3 separate regions of the Mus musculus genome follow, and all the other regions are linked to region 1. The links are chromatin loops, found by intact Hi-C in ENCODE. Cell type or tissue: heart. All regions are shown on one strand. Region 1 holds the start of Fam107b (family with sequence similarity 107, member B). Region 2 has its middle 34 kb from the start of Cdnf. Region 3 overlaps Fam107b (family with sequence similarity 107, member B).

Region 1 (8,000 bases):
GTATTACCAAGTTCACATTAGCCTCACAAATTAGAAAAGTTCACAGGGGCTATGTGACTTACTTAGAGGTCATCAAACTGTAAGCTGTATTCTCTCCTGTTAGAGAGAAGTCTTAATAACTCATTCTTAGGAAGCTTACAGAGGCCCCGCAAATTCCCTAACTAAAGCTTTCTGTGTCTCATGACCAGCAAAGGCTTAATCAACAGCAGCCCAAGGAGGGGGGCTGAGGAGGGCCTCCTTAACCCCTGCAGCAAGCTCTATTGCTGCTCCATGCCTGTGGAGTGTGGAGTGAGTATTACTGTCATCAATGCCAGTGCACATGTCCTTTGTGATCTCACATAAGTCACACATACACACACACACACACCACTACATACGGCAGGCCAACCACAGGCCCAGCTGTACAGCTGCTCGTCGCCTGATACTCCACTTTGAGTGACATCTTTGCTAGAACTGTCCGGCATTCCTCTGCTTTAAATGCAGCCCTATCCCCTCTTCCTTCCTGTATTCCAGCTGAGTTTGGGAACACTCTCAAGCCAGTATCTATTTTCCCACAAGCTCCTCTAGCTGTCTCTTCATCTGTAATAGAATTTCCAGAAATGGAGGGAAACACAGCTGTAGTCTGCTGATCTCTGTGTGACACCAACACTCATTTCTCAGAATCTCTAAGTCAGGACACCACATCACTACAACAATTGACTCCCTGATGGCCCTACTGACCCCTTCAGTGGGGACAATGAAGCTGCACTAGAAACTGTCCCAATATCCCAGCCAAATTCTAGACAAAACACAGCAGTCTACCTCATCAGTTAGTTCAACTATGCCCAGCTAGCCCTGGGCAACTCATGTTCCCAGGGTATCCCAAGTATCTGCCTTACAGGATTAGGAACGTATTCCCCATGTTTCCCTGTGGTTTCTCTCATTCTTCCTAAAGGAGCTTAAATCAAACAGTGCTAATTCCTATTCACAGCTCTGAAAGTCTCAGCTATTAAATAACGTGGGGGTCACTTTGTACAATTCTTAAAATATCATCCTCACATACTCTGCCACAAGGACCAAGTTCATCTTGTTAACTACAACAAACTCAGTGTCTGGCCTCCTCCAGCAACCTCAGAAACAGCCCCCATTGATTTACCATTTCCAAAGGTAACCCAAGTCAGTTTCCCAAATAAATGTATTCTTTCAGGGGTGAGGCACCGATGGATAAAAGCATTCATCCCTTTAAGTGCACTCAGTAAGTACTCACTGTGAGGAAAAGTTCAGATGGAAAAGGCCCAGCACTTCTCCACAGAAAGGAAAAGAGAAAATAAGAGATTGCTTTAAACAGGAAAAGCAAGAAGAGGAAAAGATTAGACCGGGGAAGACACAAGGCTATGAGTAGTTCCCGTGGGACCAGCTATACATAGATCTTCACTCTACAGTAGCTTTCCCAGTATGGAACCAGTGAACCCCAAAGCTGGCCAGTTTCTCTCCCCAGTACTTCTAGACTCACCAAGGTATATATGGACTTCCACAAACATCTTAAAATCCAGATCTCACTGAACCAAACTCCCAAGTCTGAGTTCTCAAACCACTCCTGCACAGCGTGTTCCAGAGGGAAGGGGCTTTTAGACATCAATAACCCCAACTAAGCCACAGTATTCAGTCTGTGTCCCCCCTTTCAGTGGAAGAAAAAGTTTTCTATCCCTCAGTCTCACAGAAGAAAAAAACAAAACTGAAAAATGAAAAATCCTTCTTCCTTTGCTTGCAGCATTTTAAACAAAACTCGGAGCAATTAGTCAATTAGTAAGAGCACCTGCCTTCCTTCTGGGCAAGAACTCGATTGCTCTGGGTGTGTCTCTAGAGTACAAGTCTTTTATGTACTTCAGGAGCGGGCTCTCCAGCAACAGCTCTAGCCCTACATGGGACTCCTAAAGTCTGAGCTGAGGCCCAAGCTGCCTGTACTGCTCACACAGCCCAAAGCCCTCAGAGGGGTAGGAAATGAGACTGGGCACACGGCTGTTTCCTCCTGGACCTTCCATCCCACTCGATGCTGTTAGGAAGTACATGACTAGAAAAGCAACAGAAATCACTACGGAGGGCAAAATATTCTGCCCACCACCTAGGGGACAACCCTGCAACTACTCCAAGTGTGCATGCATATTAAGGAACCCAAAGCAGATGAAAAACTGCAAATGGGACCTGACAGCACACTGTCCCAACCTCCTCCTATGGTGTCTCCTGCTTCAGAAATGACTGCAGAATACTTCATCATCTCTTGAGCACCCTGCCTCTAAAGGGCTGTCTCAAAGGCTTCTTTCTGCTTTGCATACTAAAGAACTCAAAGACCAAAATTTTTACAAGGGGAAAATATAAGTAATGACAAAGATGTCCACCGGCCAAGTACGTAGCTGAATGGCCTTTTAGACACTCGAAACTCTTCACTGTAATGAAAACATATTTTACTTTCTCAACACAAACTTTCTGAGATGTGCATGAGGCACATGGAAAACACGGCTAGTCTTTCTACAGGCAGCTCTTTCCATCCTGGATTTCTCAGGATTCTCAGAACTTTTCACAGTAAAAACATTTATTTACCTTTTAAACGGTCCCAAGCTACTCCTGATATATATCTATCTATATCCATATATGGATATATGTGTGTGTATACAGATATAGATTTAGATATACCCATACAAATATATATATACATGATAAAGTCTTTTGTGTTATCTCCAGTGAAGTGCAAAGCACATTACTTTCCCTTCATCTTCCCGCCTCTCCCTTCTGAATAAATAGTTACTGGCAAAGCTCTGAGAAAATATATTCCAAAACAAGTTGTTAGTATAATCCTCTGTGAAAGCAGTAAAAGGAACATTGCAAAGTTATCATTATTAAATGTCATGCTTTAGACAAGTATAAAGGTTAGGAATTAACAATGTGTTCATTTAGACTCTCTCTCTCTCTCTCTCTCTCTCTCTCACACACACACATACACACACACACACACACAAACTTCCCTGCCACCTATAAAGCAAATACACCTTCATCCTCAGGGTATGTGTGGGTGGTGGCCACATGAGTGACCTATCTTCTGGTTTTTAATTTATCACAAATATATATGATTATTAATTCAAAGTTGTAAAGCCTGAAACTCCAAACACTAAGGAACCGTCCCTAGACAGGCATCTCTGACAGGATTTAGAGCAACTTTAACATGTCCAAATGCTAGTGAGGTAGCATGCCTAGAGAAAGTGTACCTGTTAGCAGGGAGGCTCAAATTCAGAAAGTCAAGCCAAACAGGGCTCCTTCTGTTCCCCTGTTGGCGCCTCCAGTATCACCCCCCATTCTGACTAAGTAACCTCACTTAGCAGTCCTGGACAAAAATCTGAGAAGGGATTGGGATGGCTGGTGTGTGCACTTCATCCTCTCAACAGGAACTCTCTACATTTCAAAGAGAGCTGGGGACGCTTCACTTCCAGCACACATGTCAAAACTTGGCTCTTATACACCAGATTACCTCCCAGTCATCCAGAAATGTTTCAGGAGGCAATCACTGAGTCCCCCAAAAATGTGGGGACTTCTGCGCTGACATCACCCAAACCCCCTGGCTTGACCGGACTCCAAGAGGCACAGCAGAGTCCAACATAGAAAAGTTACTTGCAGACAGGAAACAGTGTCACTACCACCTTTCAAAGCAGCACGACCCCGCCTTTGTCTGCCGGGTAGGAGCCGGCTTCGGGACGCTGACCCTGTCCTGCTGCCGGGACAGGCAAGGCGGGCATCTGGCCCGGGGCGCGCAGCCACTGCAGCCTGGGTCTTAAGGTCTGGGTCTGCAGGGCCGAGGATGCAACAATGAACCAACCAAGCAGCAGCCTGGATTCCCCCCTCTCCAGGGGGCCCCTCCGCCCCGGCGCCCCTCGATCCGGGCCGCCGCCCGGGCCCTGCACCCTAGACCTCCCCAAGCAGCGCAGGGCCACCAGGCTCCCCGCTGCTCGCCTACGCCCGAGGGACCGCATACCCCAGCCCGCCCTGCAGGCCAACGACAGGGTCCCCCAGGCCGGGGTCAGACACCCGTCGCTTTCTCCCGGCGGGCGGCCGCCTTGCAAGCCCCTCGTCTTTGTGTGAGAAGTAAGTGTGGGGCCAGCCTACCTCGCACAAAGGCGCGCTGCTCCCTGGCGCGCTCCGCTGCTGGCGTTGGTACCCGGCACCTTAGCCACCGAGGTGGCGAGAGGGCGGTTCCGACGGCGGTTGCAACGCCGGAGTAAGAAGCCCGTCCGGCTCGGGGCGGCTCTCGCACCCGGCGGCCTCGCGCGTCAGAATTAAGTGGCGGGGCGGGCCGGGGACGGGGCGGGGCCGCTGAGTCATCACTAAGTCACGCCCAACTCCTAGGCCACGCCCCCGAACGGCCGACCACGCCCCCCGAGCTTTCAGCCTTGCTTTGCCCTAGTGGACTCAGATGAGAGCTCTGGATCCTTGGTCATGTGGCAGGGGCCTCTGTTGTGCGGGTTTACTTTCCTTTGCTTGGGTGCCCAGGAAAGGACCAGGAAGGTGGAAGGAAAAGTTGTCACCTGTCTAATGGAAGGTGTCAGCTGCAAGTTCACGGGGCCCACAATTTAAAATTCATTATGCATCTGCTTTTGAGTTTATTTCTCATCTTTCTGTCTCTCCTTTGTATATGTGTTTCTCTCTGTCTGTCCCTCTCATGCTCTGTCTCTCTGTTTGTCCTTCTCTTGCTCTCTCTGTTTCTCTTTCTGTTTGTCCTTTCTGTCTCTCTGTGTCTTATGTCTTTATGTATCTGTAGCTCTCTTACTGTGTGTCTATGTCTCTATGTTACTGTGTATCTCTTATTGTATCTCTGTGTTCTCTCTCCTTTTTGTTCTCCCCCACCCCTTTCTCTTCGGTCTGTTGAAACCCTGCCAAATATTTTTTTTGGAAGAAAATCAAAAAAGGAGTTTGTTATAATTACATAAAGTCACAGTCAACTGAAGGCTCAGAACCCACTGACCTGGGCTTTCCTCTCCACCCTCACCAAAGGGCAGATGGAGAATTTAGATCAAGGAAGGACTGATCTGATCTTTAAAAAAAAAAAATCTAATTTCATTCTCTAGCTCTCCTGAATTGTTTCCCTGCCCTACCCAAAATTCCAAGGGTGCCATTTACATGAATCACGAGTTCAGCCATTTACATGAATCACGAGTTCAAAAGCAGGCCCTGTCTCAGGGTGAGAACAAGGCCAGCAGGTTGATGGATTCCATACCAAAGCCTTTTCATTTTCTTGGCAACAGATGACTAAGGATTTATTTATTAGGAAACTTTTCTGACTCAAAGAGCTTAGGTCATATTTGCACAGGGGGAAAAATGCTGTCAGTGGATTTCAATGAGCAAATTACCTATTCCAAATGTTTCAGTCTTACAGAGTCCTCTTAGCCAGCTCCTGGGCATCCTCCCAATCCAGGAGCAATAGACACACTCACCCCAGGATTCACATTACTTCACATTAGTCTAAAATACAGCACGTAATAGTGATAACTTTGCAATATTCCTTTGCCGCTTTCTCATAGAGGTAAGCCAACAATAATTTCCTCAGAGCCTTCCCAGTCCCAGGGGCTCTCTGCTGTGCTTCACTCGCAGTCTTCTGCCATTCACCCCCATGCATGGAGTTTCCTCTCCCCCTGATGGCTCCCTAGTCTCCAAGCAGAGGGATCCTGCCTAGACTCCTACCCCTACCCACACTGACATCAACTCCTAAGTTCTGAATAGGATGAGCAGCTATCCCCTCCCCATCTCCGGTAGTGCCCACCACACTTGCCTCTGGGCTCTGTGACCACAGTATGGTAATGGTGTTCTAACTGGTCCTAGCCACCATTGTGTCAGGGTCCCAGCTGCTTTCTGGGTGAACTTTTAAATCAAAACTGATCCACCACTGCTGTTGCTGCAGCAGGTGCTGCTGCTGCTGCTGCTACAATATCTATTGTTTTAGCTATTTTTCCTGCCATTTTGACAAAACACCTGATAGAAACAGGGGAAGGAGGGTTTACTTGGGCTCACAGTTTCACAAGCTTGTGTCCTTCCCGGTGGCTGGTGTATCCAATGGTGACTTTACAAATGAGTGTCCAGAAGCAGACAAGAATAAGAGTAGAATAAGCTGCCAGTTATCATTTTCAAAAGCCCACTGCTAGCAATCTACACCCTGAAAATACCGTAGCCCCCCAAGCACCACCACTGGCTTAGAACACACACTGAAAGCATGAACCTCTTAGGAGCATTATAGATCCAATGTCTAATGTGTAACAGGTTCCCAATTCCTGCTACAAGGTGAAGTTCAAGCTGCTTAGTGCAGTCCTCCAAAGGAAAGTACCCTTCCCTGAAACCACCTTGACCATGGTCCCATGCTCTTCCTACACCCCTAAGCACCTGGGGCTCTGCTCAGCCACTGTGCTGCTGCTCTGTGACCACTGACAGTGGGATTCTGCCTCTGCCTGGAATACTTCTAACCACTCCCAGCATCCAAAAGTCTCGCTGAGTCTAAGGCTCCTCTGAAAAGCCTTCCCTGACCTGCTCTAACTGAATGGGTTCATTCTTCCCATCTGACCTGAGCACAGCATTGTAATTATCACATCACTGTTAATATGCACTCCCTGAGAGCATTTTGCGCCTGACATATAAGCTTATCTATACATCCTTGGGCTTAATTTAGCATGTGCCATATAAGAAGTGCTAGGGCCTAGATTGTATTCTCTCCTTGATATACAAATTGAAATCCTGACTACCCCTATCCCAATGGAGCAGTTTGCCAATAGTCCCTAGATAGAAGTAATTTCAGTAAATGGGATCATAAGTTTATTATTAGTGACTCTCCCTGTTGCTGAAGCAGGATACCTGGAAGGAGCAATTTCAGGAAGAATGTATTCATTTTTGACACATAGTTCAAGGGGACATAAATACCTCTATAGGAAAGGCATGTAACAGGGGTGTGAGGTGGCTGTTCACACTGTGCCAACCATCCAGAAGCAGAGAGAGATGAACGCTGGTACTCAGCTCTTCCTCCCTTTAATGTGGTCCTAGACCACAGCCTACGGAACAGCATCAGCCACATTTCAGGTGGGGCTTCTCGCTCAATTAACCTAACCTTTATAACATCCTCACAGATATACCTCAAGGCTTGTCTCTGGTGACTCTAGACCCTGTAAACCTTACAGCCACTATTAACCATCAAGACAATCTTATAGGAAGGAAAGTGACAAGCTCCCTTCTCCTCCCAATCTCTCTCTCTCTCTCTCTCTCTCTCTCTCTCTCTCTCTCTCTCTCTCGTTCTCTCTCTCTCTGACACACACACACACACACACACACACACACACACACACACACACATAAACGGATACCCGGACAAATGGACACACAGACACAAGGACACAAAGAGAAGACAGCCATTCAGAAACCAGAGGCCTTACCAGAAAACGATCTTTCTGGCTTCGTGACTCTTACATTCCAACCCCCACAACTGCATCAAAATAAAGTAAAGGGCCTTATATTCATATACCTCTCAGTCTGTGGTATTCTTGTGTGGCTGCCTGATCAAATGACCTAAGAAGCATTCTTTGGACTCTCACTTTGGTAAGACGCTATCCTACCAGTGCACCTGACTTGTCCCTCCAAAACAAACTGGACCAGCGTCCATGATGCCAAGCCATTGGGTAGACTGCCTGAACATGATAAGTGAACCTTCCCTGCCCTCTCAGAGAAATGGAAACATATGGTTTGTTTGGCCATCTGAGATAAAAAATGCCTTCAAAGCCTGCCCTGTGGTATTGGGTACCACATCTTCTTTAACCCCAAAACAAATAAGAATGAGAGAAAATATTTACTTTGATTTCTTTTTTAAATTCAATTGACAGTAGACAACAGCCTTGTATGAAATCCACTTTAGGAAGCCAAATGCCTCACAACCCTGGGGGAACCACAGGGTTCTGATCCAGGTAAGCTCAAGTAAACTAATTTAATTTGGTTATCCCTAGAGC
Region 2 (8,000 bases), 170 kb after region 1:
CATTTGTTTTTGACACTGAGGTGTGTTTCCTGTATGCAGCAAAATGTTGGGTCCTGTTTATTGTATCCAGTCTGTCATTCTATGTCTTTTTATTGGAGAATTAAGCCCACTGATGTTAAAAAATATTAAAGAATAGTGATTGTTGCTTCCTGGTTTTGTTTGTTTTTTTTTTTTTTTTTTTTTTTTTTTTTTTTTTTTTTGCTCACATGGGCAATTTTATTAAAAAACAAAACAAAACAAAACAAAACAAGAACAAAAGACCAAAACATCACACAGAAGTTCACCCCATAGAAGGAAGATCCCTGGGGCTGGACCGCTCTCCTTTGCTGCTAAGTGTCCTGCTGCTGCACGAAGGGGTTGGGGATGGCCTCCATGCCGTCCTGCGGGCAGATGAGCACCACCGAGGTGCCACGACATACGACAAGCCCCAGCTGCCGAGTGTCCTCCGTCAGCTTGTACTGGTCATCAGGGTCTCTCATGTACTCCATGGTCCCATCCAGCACCAGGTTGAGCAGTGGGTCAAAGCCCTTCAGGATACCGCTGGTTTCCCAGCCACCCTGGAACTTCACCCGAATGGTCTTATCGATGTACTTGGAAAGGTCCAAGATGCTTTCTTTCTTCTTTTTCTCTTTGTCCGCCATCTTGTCGCCTCGCGTCCGCTTCCTGGTTTTTTTTTAATGTTATTTTTATGTTTGTGTGGCTAAATTCTTTTGGGTTTGTTGAAAGAAGATTACTTTCTTGCTTTTTCTAGGGCATAATTTCCATCCTTATGTTGGCATTTTCCCTTTATTATCTTTTGAAGGGCAGGATTCATGGAAAGATATTGTGTGAATTTGGTTTTGTCATGGAATACCTTGGTTTCCCCATCTATGGTAATTGAGAGTTTTGCTGGGTATAGTAGCCTGTGCTGGCATTTGTGTTCTCTTAGGGTCTGTCCAGGATCTTCTGGCTTTCATAGTCTCTGGTGAGAAGTCTGGTGTAATTCTGATAGGTCTGCCTTTATATTTTATTTGACCTTTTTCCCTTACTGCTTTTAATATTTATGCATTTGGTATTTTAACTATTAGGTGACAGGAGGAATTTCTTTTCTGGTCCAATCTATTTGGAGTTCTGTAGGCTTCTTGTATGTTTGCGGGCATCTCCTTCTTTAGGTTAGGGAAGTTTTCTTCTGTAATTTTGTTGAAGATATTTACTGGCCCTTTAAGTTGGGAATCTTTACTCTCTTTTATACCTATTATCCTTAGGTTTGGTTTTCTCATTGTGTCCTGGATTTCCTGGATGTTTTGGGTTAGGAGCTTTACCCATTTTGCGTTTTCTTTGACTGTTGTGTCAATGTTTTCTATAGAATCATCTGCACCTGAGATTCTCTCTTCTATCTCTTGTATTCTTTTGGTGATGCTTGCATCTATTATTCCTGATCTTTTTCCTAGGTTTTCAATCTCCAGCGTTGACTCCCTTTGTGATTTCTTTATTGTTCCTATTTCCATTTTTAGATCCTGGATGGTCTTGTTCAATTCCTTTACCTGTTTGGTTGTGTTTTCCCGTGATTCTTTAAAAGGGATTTTTGTGTTTCCTCTTTAAGGACTTCTAGCTGTTTACCTTTGTTCTCCTGTATTTCTTTAAGGGAGTTATTTATGTCCTTCTTAAAGTCCTCTATCATCATCATGAGATGTGATTTTAAATCAGAATCTTTCTTTTCTTGTGTGTTGGTGTATCCAGGGCTCTCTATGGTGGGAGAACTGGGTTCTGATGATGCCAAGTAGCCTTAGTTTCTGTTGCTTATGTTCTTGCCCTTGCCTCTCCTCGTCTGGTTATCTCTGGTGTTAGCTGGTCTTGCTGTCTCTGACTGTGGCTTGTTCCTCCTGTAAGCCTATATGTCAATACTCCTGGGAGACCAGCTCTCTCCAGGAGGAGTTTGGGTATGGAGAGCTATGGCACAGGGTCAGCTTCAGGGTGCAGATGGAAACTGTAATGCTCTTTTCCCTGGCTGTTTCTTGGTCCTGTGTTCTGATGGTTCTGGGTAGGTCCCTCTTGGGCCAAGAATTTGAACAGAAGTGGAGGTCTCACCTGTGCTCACTGGTGTGTTGGCACTCCTAGAAGACCAGCTCTCTCCCGGAGATATTTGGGTATGGAGCACTGTGGCACAGGATCAGCTCTGGGTGCAGATGGAAACTGGGAAGATCCTATCCCAGGCTGCTCCTCGGTTCCTTTGTCCTGGGGTCTCTGGGTGGGTCCCTTGGAGCAGGAGTGGTGGTCTTACCTGCGTTCACAAGCTTGTCAGTACTCCTGAGAGACCCACTCTCTCCTGGTGGTATTTGTGTATGGAGCATTGTGGCCAAGAACACTTAATTTTTATATCTGAATTTCTAAATACTGCCCTCCAATGAGATGAAACCAATTTCTTCAGGACAAAAAAAAAAGTTTTGGGGCTGGAGAGATGGCTCAGCGGTTAAGAGCATTGACTGCTCTTTCAGAGTTCCTGAGTTCAATTCCCAGCAACCACATGGTGGCTCACAACCATCTGTAATGGGATCGGATGCCTTCTTCTGGTGTCTCTGAAGTCACATACAGTGTACTCATCAGATAGATAGATAGGTAGATAGATAGATAGATAGATAGATAGATAGATAGATAGATAGATAAAATCTTTGAAAAAAAAGTTTCAGGATGAACTTAGAATCATTTTGCAACAACACTACAATGTGAACACAGGGAGTTGTGACTTGCTAAGAGTCAACATGAAAGGGTCTACTGTGGCCATTCCAGAACAAAATAGGAGAACAAAATAGCAATGATACAATTAAAACTGAATTGCCATCCAAACTATAACAATAGAACATACTAATATAAAATGGGGAAGAGAAACAAATACTTCTTACAGAGAAATGCAGATTGAGATGGAATTTATAGAAAACTAATATTAGATGCCCATGTCATCTGAGATTTACTTCAAAATAATGGGTTTTAATTCTCCTGGGAGAAAGATCAGCCATTATAACATTAATATCTTCTGAGGCCATTGGCATCAGGTGATGGATTACACACTACAGGTTTGTATTAAAGATGACATGATGGGGCTGAAGAGATGACTTAGGGATTAAAAGTACATACTGCTTTGGTATCCAAGCAAGCTGAGTTCAGATCCCAGAACTCACTTGTCATGCCTGGCTGTAACTTCAGCTTCATGGGATCCCTCACTCATATCTGTCTGCTGCATGTACCTGCACTCCCATATACATACTCATATCCAAATGCATGTGCATATATATAATTTAAAATAAATAAAGCATAGTGAAGGCCTATACCCATAAATATAGGCAGAATAAGGGAACCAAAACTAGTAGGCAAGGCATTCCTATCCATGGGAACTCCGTGGGGAGGGTGGCATGAACCCAGGTACACAAAGCTGGAACTTGGGGTCAGGGAGATGGCATCTGCTGCACAAATGTGGGGATCTGAGTTTAGATCACAAGAGCCCAGGAATATTTAGATGCAATGGTGTGTGTCCATAATCCTACCATTCCTACGGCAAGATAGGAGGTGGGGACAGGAGGAGCCCCAGAACCTGTGAGCCACCTAACATTGCCAGCTGTGAAGAAGAGACCCTGCCACAAACAAGGCAGAAGTTGACACTGGAGGTTGTCTTTTGATACCCACTTGTATGCCATAGCACATGACTATGCACACATGCATAAATACATACATGTACATTATGCAGAAAGAGAGAGGAAAGAGCAGGGTACAAAGAGAGAGACAGAAAGCTGGAACTCTGGAAGCAGGCTGCTGACTGACTGGCTGCTTACTGGTCAACTGCTGCCCCCTCATTGCTCAAGCCAAACAAGGAACCAGATAAAGGAATCCAGTAGGTACAGCCCGCAAAGGTCAGCTTCCTGAGATGCACAGTGGAGCAAGAGTCACATAAAACTGTTCCAGAGGGGCAAACAGCATGTATGACTGCCTACATTATGGCAAGATGGCAAATTTTAATTTCTGTCACATAGGGGAAAATGAACTGATGAAACTCATCATTGTCCTGGTAGGCTGTTATTTCACCTTAGGCAGGAGCATCTTAAAATCATGCAATTTTAAGAAACTGAAACCATATAATCAATCTCTCAGGTTTTGGCATGTGCCGCACATTCAGAGAGAATGGGCTTTGTGTGTCTTATTCATTTATGCAAGAAATTGGCTGGTGCTGTATTAAGGATATTCACAAAAAAAAAAAAAAAAAAAAAAAAAAAAAAAAAAAGATATTCACAACTGCACCTGAGGATGGAGCTCAGGGAGAGGGCTTGACCAGAATGCATGAGATCCTAGGTTCAGTTCCCAGTAGTGCCAAAAGAAAAAAAAAAAGTAAGAAAAAATTTGTCAGCAACTAAGCTAAAACAGTTTTTTATGTTTATTCACAGTGAACCAGAAGATGAAAATATTGTTTTGTTATATCTGTTCTCCTTATCCTTTATCTGATAAGATGTTTCTTTGTCTGCATTGTCCTGTACTCCCTGATAATTCAGAGAGGAGAAAATCTGTAGAGATGTCTAAAGCAACTGAGACTGCACCTGCTGCTTCTACAGAGTAAGAAACTAAACCTGGGAAAACCAGCTGGCCCGCTCGACAGACCGCCACCTGCTGGTGGCTATGTACTATGCGCTGTTCCTTGGATTTGGTGATGTGTTCAAACATGCAGGGGGCTAAAAGTCAGAGACCTTGTGTTCTAGTGTCAGCTCTGTCACCAAATGACAAAATGTCCTTGAGCAAACTGTGTTGCTCTCTTGGCTTCTGTGTCTTCAGAGGAAAAGCAAAAAATCTAAAGCTGTATCTTTACTATCAGACATGTCTAAAAGCTTTTCTAGTATCAATGAGTTCCAATATTTCATTAACTTAATGAAATGATTTCATTTTAAACATGCATCCCTCAATTGTTGTGTGTGTGTGTGTGTGTGTGTGTGTGTGTGTGTGTGTGTGTGTGTGTAAGTTGTGGAATGCTAGTGTATATACAAATTATCAGTTGTTTAACGAGTGACTCAGAATGGCCAGCAGTCCATGCTGTGTGTGTCAGATCACTGAAGGACAGCTCATAAGGGGCAGTTCTTAGCGGTTCCATGAGCTTCCCTCTATGAAGGCTTAGGGAGATTCTAAGTCACCCTTAGAACACATTGTAACTAATCAGTCAGTCTCACTAAAACTACTTTCTTATCACCTTCAACAGCTGGGCTCAGAATGATGACAGAAACCTCCCTGTGTGTTTCCCTTCCTTTATCTAAATTAGTTATAACCAGAGATTACTCTGAGATCTTCAAGACTCACATAGCAAGAAGCTAACAGGCCACAAGAGGATGTACCCCACACCTATTAGATTCCTCTTAGTTCCTCTTCACTGTCTCCCAAACCCCTTCATCACCATCTTCCTGAAAGTAGATGTTCCCATCTGTGCATTGGGAAGGTTATTATACCAACTTAATAACATCGCTTATCTAGGTTATGGTAGCAAAGGAGTCAACACAAGACAAAATGCTTACCTAAGGGGATGCATCAATGGCTTTAGGCTAGGTAATGCATGGGCTCAGATGCTTGTATACTTTAGAAGCAGTGTCACTGAGAACACTGGGAAAACTTCTTCTATAGCCCCTGAAGCATTTAGCTTCCTAAACTACGTGGCATTTATTCTGAGTCCTAAGATATGCATAGGAATGAATTATACAGAAACAGAGGGACACATGGAGATGGGAAGGGACATTCTATGTAGAAGTAGAAGTACACAGTGAAATCTAGAAGCCAAAGAAAGTGCAGTTCCCTTAAGACATACCAGTCCTTCATATGGCTAAAAGGTATAGAGGTGAGAGGTTGCATCCTGGCTGTAAGCCTCAGGGGAGGGGAAAGTGGTCCTTCTCTGCCACACTAAAAAGATGAGCTTCATCCTGAAGGCTCTTGGGATGCACTGGAGAAATAAAGCAGCCTAAATACTAGAAGATATTGTGAAGGCCAAGGCCAACATTGTATGAATAAAGAGTGGCCAGTCTGAACATCTGGTTCCACTAGACAGATCAGCTTAGAATGGGTGAATATCCAAGCACTTCTCCCTGAGATTCTGTTTTCTCTAGATACTCTCCAGTCAGCCATTTACATAGAATTCATCAAAGCTCACACTTCAACAAGTAAAACACTCCAAAATTTCTAAAAGTAACATGATAGTGTTAGAAGAAGAAAAAAATAAGAGGAAGAGAAAGAGAAGAGGAAGGGGAAGGGGAAGAAGAAGACAGTATATGGCTTCTTGTTGAGACTTTAAAATATCTACATAGTTAAAATATACATTCTATATCATATATAGGCACATATACTTAAATAAGGTAGCATTGCCTCCAAGTGTGGGAGTCTGGGAATACAGATAGTATTCAAGATATTTTGCTGTGAGGTAGCGACATGGGGCCATGGTTAGTGAATTGGTGAATCTATCTTAGATTTTGTTTTCTTCCTATCTATAGGTAAGGAGAAATAGAGCATATTCAGATGTTTATGAGAAGAATTAAAAAGAATGAAGAAGACCCAAGTTGTAGGAGAGGGAAGGATTGAGACAAGTTTTAGAGAAAATAAAAATCACTGAACACAGCTATGTAATAAGAGGAAAACAGCTCACACTCATAACACTGGGAGAAGTTAGTGGGAGTAGTCAAAGGTGTTCTTTTGTGATGACTTCTGGTTTTTAAATTAGAGTCAAGGCCATCAGCTAAACATCATCAATGAGACAAACCAATCAGAAGCTACTGGACTTCCAGGAAAAAGCAGAATATGGACAAGGTCCTTGTTAGCATTTCCTCTAGGCTCTGCCCAACAGTTAACTAACAATGGCCAGGTAGGTACTAAGAGCCAGACATATAAGGACTGCTTTCCCTTCCCTTCCCTTCCCTTCCCTTCCCTTCCCTTCCCTTCCCTTCCCTTCCCTTCCCTTCCCTTCCCCCCCCTCTCTCTCCCCCTCCTATTCTCTCTCTTCTTCACCTGTCCCCAGCTGGTCTTTTCCCTCTTTCTCCTCTCTCTGTTCTTCTCTGTGCCCCATTCTCTGCCTCTACCCTCTTCCTTATGTTCCAAACAAACTCCCTTTTATACTAAGCCTATCCTAAAGCTGATTTCTCAGAGGGAATGCTTAGGCATGGGCCCACCCAGGCTCCCTTCTGCCACTACACCATCGCCTTTAATAAAACAGAACAGTCTTCTCTGAGTATAGGAGAGCTAAATAACTCAGAAAACAAGGAAGGACTACCAGACTCACTGAAGACTCCCTAGGATGAGGCACAGAGTTGGTTACAGACAGTTCTCATGAGTGGGAGCTTTTCTCCATCCATGGCCAGTTGTCTGGGTGTCAGGGAAGTCTAGGCAAAAGGTAGATTCTACAATAATTCAGTAGGGAAGTACAGGGCCAAAGCCTGGTGCCAGAGGTTGCAATGACTTTAATATTGCTAGTCATAGTGAGAAGGAAGTAAGGGCATGGGATAGATGGGTTGGTGTGTTATAAAAATACTAGGTGCCCACATCCAAATGCTAGCTAAACGATGAGATCAACATGCTTCACAAAGTGGCTTTGTGTCTTAGGGTTTCTTTGCTGTAAAGAGACAACATGACCAAGGCAACTCTTATAAAGAAAAACATTTAATTAGGGCTGGAGTATAGTTTCCAAGGTTTAGTCCATTATCATCATGGCAGGAAGCATGGCTGAATCCTGGCAGACTTGATGCTGGAGGAGCCAAGAATTCTACACTTTGATTTGAAGGCAGCCAGGAGACTATCTTCTAAACTGGGCAGAACCTATGTGTAGGAGACCACAAAGCTTACCTACATATTGAGACACGTCTTCCAACAAGGCCACACCTCCTCCAACAAGGCCACACCTCCTCCAACAAGGCCACACCTCCTCCAACAAGGCCACACCTCCTCCAACAAGGCCACACCTCCTCCAACAAGGCCACACCTCCTCCATCAAGGCCACACCTCCTAATGGTGCCACTATG
Region 3 (8,000 bases), 53 kb before region 1:
AATTAACATGAAAATAAAGCTACTAAATGTCTAAAGACCAAGTCAATTAAAATATAAAAGCAGCTATAACTGCATCATAATTAAATATTTGAGGCAACACTGTATAATATGAAGGCTCAGAGCTACCAAATGAGGAAAACATAACAGAGAACCCACACATTCCCAAAACACTGTGGACATTTTAACTGAGAACTCCTGCAGCCTTAATCAGAGAGAGAAATACAAACCTTGCACATAGTGAGTAAGGGAGCCCATCACAGCCAGCCTGACTTCAGCTCCACTGCTCCCTGGCTAAAGGGGCTGTGCTGTCTGCTTGAAATCTCAAATGCACAAGGCACCGCTCTACAGCCTAACCTGTCTAAAAGAGCCCAGAGCAGATTCACTCTGGTTAATCAGTAGACAAAGTATGCTGCCTGCTTCCATAAAAGGACCTGCTTCTCTATCCTAAGCCATGACATCTTTTCAGAGCAGGAGGGACTCCAAAGGTCAAAGTTTCAGGGAGGAGGCAGGCAGGGAAAGAATGGGGTAGCTGTCAGCAACAGGGGAGAGGAGCCGTAGGCCAGGATGCTGGGGCACAAGTGGGTGATTTCTCTTTTAGAGTTTCTAGGACCTCTCCCCCACAGTAACAGTCGGTGAGAAGCACCCAAGTGGGGGTCTCCTACCAGACAAGACCCTGGGCAGGACCCAGGGTGAACCTGCATGAGTTCTGATCTAAGCACAGGGCCAGCACTGTCTTCATTTTCTCTGTCTTGGAGTCAGAGGGTGGGCACAAGAGCCCCGCAGCCCAAGTCCCATGCGCAGGCTCAGAGTCTTCTGCAGGCCAAGCAGAAGGTGTGTGCAATACAGCTCCTCCAGACTACAGCAAAGGGGTCTGGAAAGGGAAGTAGTGTCTCCCTGTGTCCTGGATGGCTTTACCACAGAGCGGCTGGGACAGGAGCTGGGAGCTACATAGGGGCACTTCTCCTTGGCTTTTCACTCTGCACCCACAACAAAAGCAAAGAAGTAGCCATCTCTGTGACGTTCTTACCTGATGCTCTTTCCTGTCAGCCATCCTGTCCGTGGTTACTGAAGCCTGACAACAGAATTCTGATCATGTGGGGACGTGTCCTCACAAAGCCCACGCTCTGACTGAACTGGCATAAATACTATGTACCGCACCTTCCCTCTCCTTGGCCCTTCCTCCACCTGCAGGCCCTCGCCATTGCTGCTGCTCCTAGCAGGCATGATGCTCCTTTCTAATCCACCTTACACCAAGCCGAATCAGATACAGATACGTGGCCAAGTCTTTCAGGAAGATTTTCCTAACATCCTGACTGTAATTAAACTCTGGCCTCCGACAACTACGGAATCACCTCCTCTCTTTAGTCTGCACTGAAATCTACACGAAACATTCCATCCCTTTATTGCAAAGACTGGTTTCCTCCTCTTCTTCAGCCACCTAGGATTCTATGGAGGTTCTATGGAGAGTATTTAAAAGAAGTAACCAAGTCAGGGGTTAGCGGTTAGCTGCCAGAAGAGGGCGCTCCTGAGCCACATGACTTCCTTGGCCTTTGGAAATACGCTCAGGGAGGCAAGGTGGGGTTCTTCACTGAGCATTAAGCAACCAAGAAGGCTGAGAATAAAGATGTGATAGAAAAGTCTAGGAGTAAGGGGGGGAGTCTAGAAGTAAGTATCCTTACATGAGGGATTTCTTCTTGACATTAACACAAGATATTCTCATCATATTGATGTTACTGACCAAGTAACTGGACCATAAAGTAAGTTTTTTTTTTTTTTTTTTATGGAGTTGTTTGCATTTATTTACTTTCTTCCTTTAAACATGGAATATGCTCAATTGTGTACAGACTTCTTCATGCCCTCACAAAAGGAATCTACAATGTGGATTCTCTCTTCTCTTATCGGCTGTACAATTTCATCTTAAATAAACGTAACAATTTATGTATGATTTTTCATGAAAAGAAATATAATTACATATTTAAAAAACAATACCCCAACTCAGTGTATTGCTTTATTGATAATACAGCTACTTTAGACTTAATAGTCAGTTCTTCACATCCTAATACATTTATAAAAGTAACTATGGTTCAGTCCCTGACTACAGAATGTGAAGTGACCAAGCCCTGACCGCTTCAAAGAGCCCTTTAATCATCTTTGACTCTTCCTTTGAAACATGAAAATGAAAGGATATTAAGTATATTTTATCCAATGTGAAAGTAATAGGTCTCTAGGAAATTATTTTGCTGTCTTACAGAGTCTTATTGAGATCAAAAACAGCATCATGGCTGCCATGGAACAAGTATCAGATTTATACATTTTAAATCTGTTTGTTTGTTTGTTTGTGTTTTGAGAGTCTTGCAATCTAGCCATGTCTGGCTTAGAACTTTCTATGTAGATCTGGCTGGCTTTAAGCTTACAATGACCCTTCTTCCTCTACCTCTTTAAAGTGATCAAATAGACAACTTTATTTTATTTTTTAACATAGTCAGTATTCTAGAAATTTCCACATATTTTAGAGGAAAGCTATCTAGACTAGCACAATGATTTAGACCAGATAAAAATATAAAGTATACAACTGACTATTACCAACTCTCAGTGGCAGGAAGTACAACCAAGAATAGAATCTCAACAATGAAACAATAAAAAAGCTTAAACTTCTAAAGTTACATTTAGTTGATGAAAAATAAGTTATCTGTAATTGATTAGAAATTGGCACAATTCTGTTACATAAGACTGCAATAATTTATCACTGTGTTTAGTATGTCTTTCTCTCTGGAAATATTGGCAGTCACACTCTTAAGCCCCCTCTAGGTTTTATTTTTATGGCACATTAGTGGTGGGCTCGTGTGTAACCTGAGACGTGGATTGATTTCCCTTTACATGAAAACATCTGCTTAGGTGAAGCTCCTTAATTCGCCCTCAGTCAATTATAAATTATTAAGTTAATCTTATTTGAAATGAGAATATGAAATACCTCAGCAGCCAATATTTATTGACTAATGTGAAACCTTTATATATTTCTTTGCTGTCTTGGAGAAAAGAAAACAGATAAATTATTTCTGATCTATCAGGGAACAAATGCAATCCAAATCACCTTAAACTTTAGACCAGTATTTGAATTTTAAGTAAGTGATGATTTGCATATGAAATAATGGTTTAACGATCTTTCATAAAGTAAGTTTTTTATGTATGTTGCTGCTGCTGCTGTTTGGTTTTTATCAAGTATCAGTCAAGGGAAGAAAAATCAGTGCTGGCTTAATTAAAGAAAGACAACTGAGTGGTTAGACAAGCCGTAACTTCCATGACTTCAGTTCCCCAGCTGTCTTTGAAAATGAATGAAATAATGTGGCAGCAATGTGCTATTACCCAGGATATGAGTGAGTACTTGAGTAGGCGGTGTTGCTAGCCAAGCTATAGCCGACACCATTACATATTTTATCTAGAGATATCTATCTTCTTTGGGTCATATTTTCTTCTAATCATGAATTCAAATGAATAATACAGTTTCCTCATTAGTAACAGTAAGTAAGTACATGTGGATGCATAGTGTGTTGTATATGAGTGTGTGTGTGTGTGTGTGTGTGTCTGTGTGTGTGTGTGTGTGTGTGTGTGTGTGTGTGTGTGTGTGTGTGTGAGATTTAGGTGTGGAGGGCAGAGGATAAATCCAACAGTCATTCCTCAGGGGCTTTTACCTTGTTTTTTGATACAGGGCCTCTCGTGAGCTCACAGAACTCCACACTGCCACCACCACCACCATCACCACCATCACCACCACCACCACCACCACCACCACCACCACCACCACCACCACCGCCGCGCCGCCAGTGCCGCCGCCCCATCTCTGCCTCCCCAGTGCTGTAGTTGCCTGTGCACTCCAACGTGCCCAACGCTTTCTATGGACGCTGGGATCATACTCGGTCCTCACGCTTAACAATAAGCATCTTTAACTATTAAGTGCTCTCCCCAGCCCAGCATCCCACAGTTCTACCAGCAAAGCTACAAACACAGACCCTTATGGCAGAGTTAAAAAGGCCTGCCTACCACATTACCGAGGTAATACACTGCATTCTAATGGCCACAGACAGTGCTTTTCTGAGTTAGATAATGATTCCCAATGTAAACCTTCCCCACCAAGCCAAGAGAACACACACTTATTGTGGCTGAGCTGCACCATCAGGCTATTATTCTTGGTCCATCTTTGCACATCTGTACATAAAACAAACAAAATGCAAAAAAACTAACCTTTCGTGGTTGAAAATCAGAATTTAGAGATTATGCCAATTTTCATTTGCCCCAATTTTTTTTTTAAATCCAATTCTATCTGGAAGCATCAGGACGTGGCAATGTATATACCAGATGCATGCGTACACATACAGCAGAATTCAGTCAGTCCCAAATAACTGAACTTTTGAACTGCAACAACTACTCCCAGAATGCTAAAAGTATTTCAAGACATTCTTTCCGAGAACCTATTCCCCAAACTGGCTCCAGAAGACTGGCAAACGCTAGGAGCTGAGATCCCCAAAACACTTAAGACAGTAGCTGGCAAACTTAGGCGTGGATCAGCCTGAAAACTGGAAGGGGCTTCTTGGATCCATAGCAATCTCCTCCCTCTGCCCCTGGATTCCCAGACAGACAGGAAAATGAGTTAGTGCAAGTCTCTCTCTCCAGCGGAACTGGCCTCATCTGCCAGTGTTTAGGACAGCCTGGCCTTGAGGTGAACCTACAAACTCACTCTACCACAAGGAGCCATCGTCTGATACCCAAAAGCATTTGACAAATACTTGAAGGACCCTTTGTGGACACAAATCTGCTAGGAGAAAGGCTGGGAAAAGGCGCTCCTCTGGGATTATCTGCATAAACACAGCAGTGTTACTTTTTCATATTCTGCCAAGCTCTATGACGGTTAGAGGGGACCCTAGGATTCCCAAGTGGCCCATTTAAAATAGTGATATAATCTCAACTGATCTGCTCCCAATATGTTGCTGTCCAAACACCACATAATGACGTTCTTGGGAAAATGTCCAAACTCACTTTCTCATCAGTTTTTTTTTCAGCTCCCCTCCCCCACCAATGTATTTTTAAACAAGGAGCATACTTTATATTTAGAAGATGGCGAAAGATGAAGGCACAATGAAGGGGAATCAAAAATACCCAATAGTCAGAGCACATACCAATAGCCATGATAAACTGGACCAGTGTCAGGGCCAATCAGGTGCCAGTAGTACAAAAGAACCATCTGGGTGTCTAATTTAAGTAAATAGCAGTCAAACAACCCCTTGTTCGATATCATGTTACCTTAGGCATGGATGGTGAAGGGAAGACATAAGGTGGGAGGAGGGCAATTCTACAGTATGGTGTTCCATGTGCTAATAATACCAGTTTGGTTACACAGATCATCACATGGCACTTTCTTGTGGATACCTTCTCTGTAGGCATAATAAACACACCTCAGTGAACACAGTTTATATAACACTGCTGTTGAGACTATCAACTAAGAATCACTTTGTTGTTACAATGCTATTAGAATTTGGCCTCACATCTCATTAGAAATGTAGGCATAGTAATCCTACATCTAAACTTAACAGAATAAAATGGATGCATGTTAATACTATACTGCATCTTGGAACATTTTTATTCTGTCTGCTTTATATACTTTCCATAAGGTTCCACTGGCTATTATATAAAGCATGCATTACATGTCCATCCATGTATGCACACAATGAGAAGGAGCTGGCCTGAGGACCAGTGACCCTAGATAGGCCCTTGCTTAGGTCATTCAACAGTTATGTGGTTTTGTTTAATTAAATGGCTTACTCTGCATCTCAACTTTCTTAACTGGAAATCAGAGCCAACAATCCAATAGCTGTGGCATGTTCTAAGCATGAGAAGTCCTGTGGGACCCACCTGAGGCCAGCAGTGCCCATCCGTGCCCCAACATACCAGCTCAACATCTACCTCTCCGTTAATGAAGGTGCCAGGAAAATGGATGATGACTGCATCCTACAAGTCTGACAGGATGAGTTAATATGGATGAACCAAGTCAATGGCTCTGTTCATTTTTTTTTCCAGTCTTGACACAGAAGGGTGAAAGAGAAGGGACAGAAAGTGAAAAAGTAGAGAAAGAAAATCCCCGAGAGGCCAGGCCCTGAGTGGATCCCATCCTGCCAAGGCCTAGAAACCCTCAAGAACTTCCCCAATCTCCTTGATTCAGTCCGATCTCTTCAACTGAGTGGCCTCCTCTCTCATTGGGCTTTTTGGTAATCTGCTCTGCATAAATATATGTCCTGAACATAGGCCAGTGACATAAATGTCAGAGGTCTTATAGAAAAGCAGGTACACCCAGTCCACATTTGCAATGCATTTACTCCCCCACATATCTCGTGGAACATGAATTAACCACCAGTTGATGGAACTCCAAAAGGATGGAAACAGAAATGAGGGGAGCTCCTCACAGACGCATTGCTTGTATAATGCTCCATGAAACCCTATGCAAAGGCGCAGGCAGATAAGCAATGAGCTGACAGCCACTATGATAGTTTACAAGTCTACATTCCATGTTGCTGACATCAGACAGAACGTTCACTAGGCCTGTGTGTGTAAGATCGAGTTTTGGTGTTACTGTGAATTTATACTGCCAATTAACCACAAGCTGTTCATGTCTGTACCGTGGCTACAGGAAGGAGAATGGTGTGTCCGGGTAGCACCCTAGATTGCACTGTGGCTTCATCAGAAGAGTGTGATGCTGCCAATCAGCAAGCAAAAGTTTGGGCTGCTTTCCAAGAATGCTAGTGGGTAATACAACTAACTGTATTCCCTCTACCTTCTAGCCATTCAACAGCCAGCACTGCCAAAAACACACCGTGTCTAAAGTTGGCCAATTATGAGGAAAGCCAGAGTAAAGGACAATTATTGAATAAGCCCATTTAGAAAGGAAGGTGAATATTCAGACAACTTTAGAAACAAATCTGAAGACAAGGCAAATAAAAAGACACCAGTGCCAGGCTGGGATATGGCTCAGAGGCAGGGAGCTTGCCTACAGAAGCCAGGGCAGGATCACAGAATAAATACACATACATACACACACACATACATACATGCATACATAAAAACTCTCCACATGGCAGGCTATGAGAGACAATGTTTAGGTGTCTCAGATCCTTTAAGGGCAGAGTTTAGAATGCCATGATAAGCTATATTATTAATATTATTTAATTCTTTAAGGTGTGTATAATAGTGGGAGAAAGCTTCTTTGGCCCTGGCAATCAGAAGCACATCTATGCAAGGCCACCAGACAGCTAGCCCACTCGAAGACGTGGAAACAGCGCAGTGTGATGAAGATAGAAGCCAGAGCCCAATACCTGCTTAGTATCATCCGAGGTCCTAACAACAGATTGGGTTATCAAACCCAGGAATCAATTAGGGATTAGGCCAGCAAATGACTGAGTCTGAGGACTCTTGAGAAAATATCACAAAGGGAAAAGCCTTAGCAAACATCCTGCACTGGCTGGTTTTGTGTGTCAACTTGACACAAACTAGAGTCATCAGAGAGGAAGAAGCCTCAGTCGAGGACATGCCTCCATGAGATCCAGCTGTAAGGCATTTTCTCAATTAGTGGAAAATGGGGGAGGGGTCAGCCCATTGTGGGTGGTGCCATCCCTGAGCCAGTGGTCCTGTGCTCTATAAGAAAGCAGGCTATGGGAAGCAAGCCAATAATCAGCTCCCCGCTTCTGCATCAGTTCTAGCCTCCAGGTTCCTACCCTGTTCTGAGTTCCTGTCCAGACTCCCTTCACCAGTAAATGCCAGTATGGAAATGTAACCCCAATAAACCCTTTTCTCCCCAACTAGCTTGTTGGTCATGGTGTTTCATCACAGCAACAGAAACCCTAAGACACACCCTCCTCCTCAATCGTCCTCTGAGGGCAGGTTGTGACTCTTTGCTAATCAGAGGCTCTTTCAGATAAAAGGTCCTGTACTCATGGCCCTCAAGGTCCATGCATGAG

Evidence for each region. Peaks named below come from ENCODE experiments on the same cell type or tissue, not always from the same donor. Only the 100,000 strongest peaks of a DNase experiment are listed, where the experiment ranks them.
Region 2: it touches region 1 in a loop (2.2-fold over the local background); 2 of 42 quality-filtered maps call a loop at or near these places.
Region 3: a loop joins it to region 1, with 3 times the contacts of the local background. A loop is called at or near these places in 9 of 42 quality-filtered maps.

Annotation. Positions count from the first base shown.
Region 1 is chr2:3,709,768-3,717,767 of GRCm38, reverse strand. It overlaps Fam107b (family with sequence similarity 107, member B), which reads right to left and starts at 4,310. Exons shown (of 4, transcript NM_025626.4): 1 at 4,132-4,310. In heart, a CTCF peak has its summit at 4,445; DNase peaks (open chromatin) are centred at 3,717 and 4,337; H3K4me3 peaks cover 3,602 bases; H3K27ac peaks cover 1,465 bases.
Region 2 is chr2:3,543,398-3,551,397 of GRCm38, reverse strand. It overlaps the pseudogene Gm13182. Among named protein-coding and RNA genes, the nearest start is that of Cdnf, 34 kb to the right of the region's middle. In heart, a CTCF peak has its summit at 4,635 (motif pointing left); no DNase peak of the experiment used is centred here; H3K27me3 peaks cover 479 bases.
Region 3 is chr2:3,762,989-3,770,988 of GRCm38, reverse strand. All of the region lies in intron 1 of Fam107b (family with sequence similarity 107, member B), which reads right to left. Among named protein-coding and RNA genes, the nearest start is that of Gm36031, 41 kb to the left of the region's middle. In heart, a CTCF peak has its summit at 1,516 (motif pointing right); no DNase peak of the experiment used is centred here; H3K27me3 peaks cover 242 bases.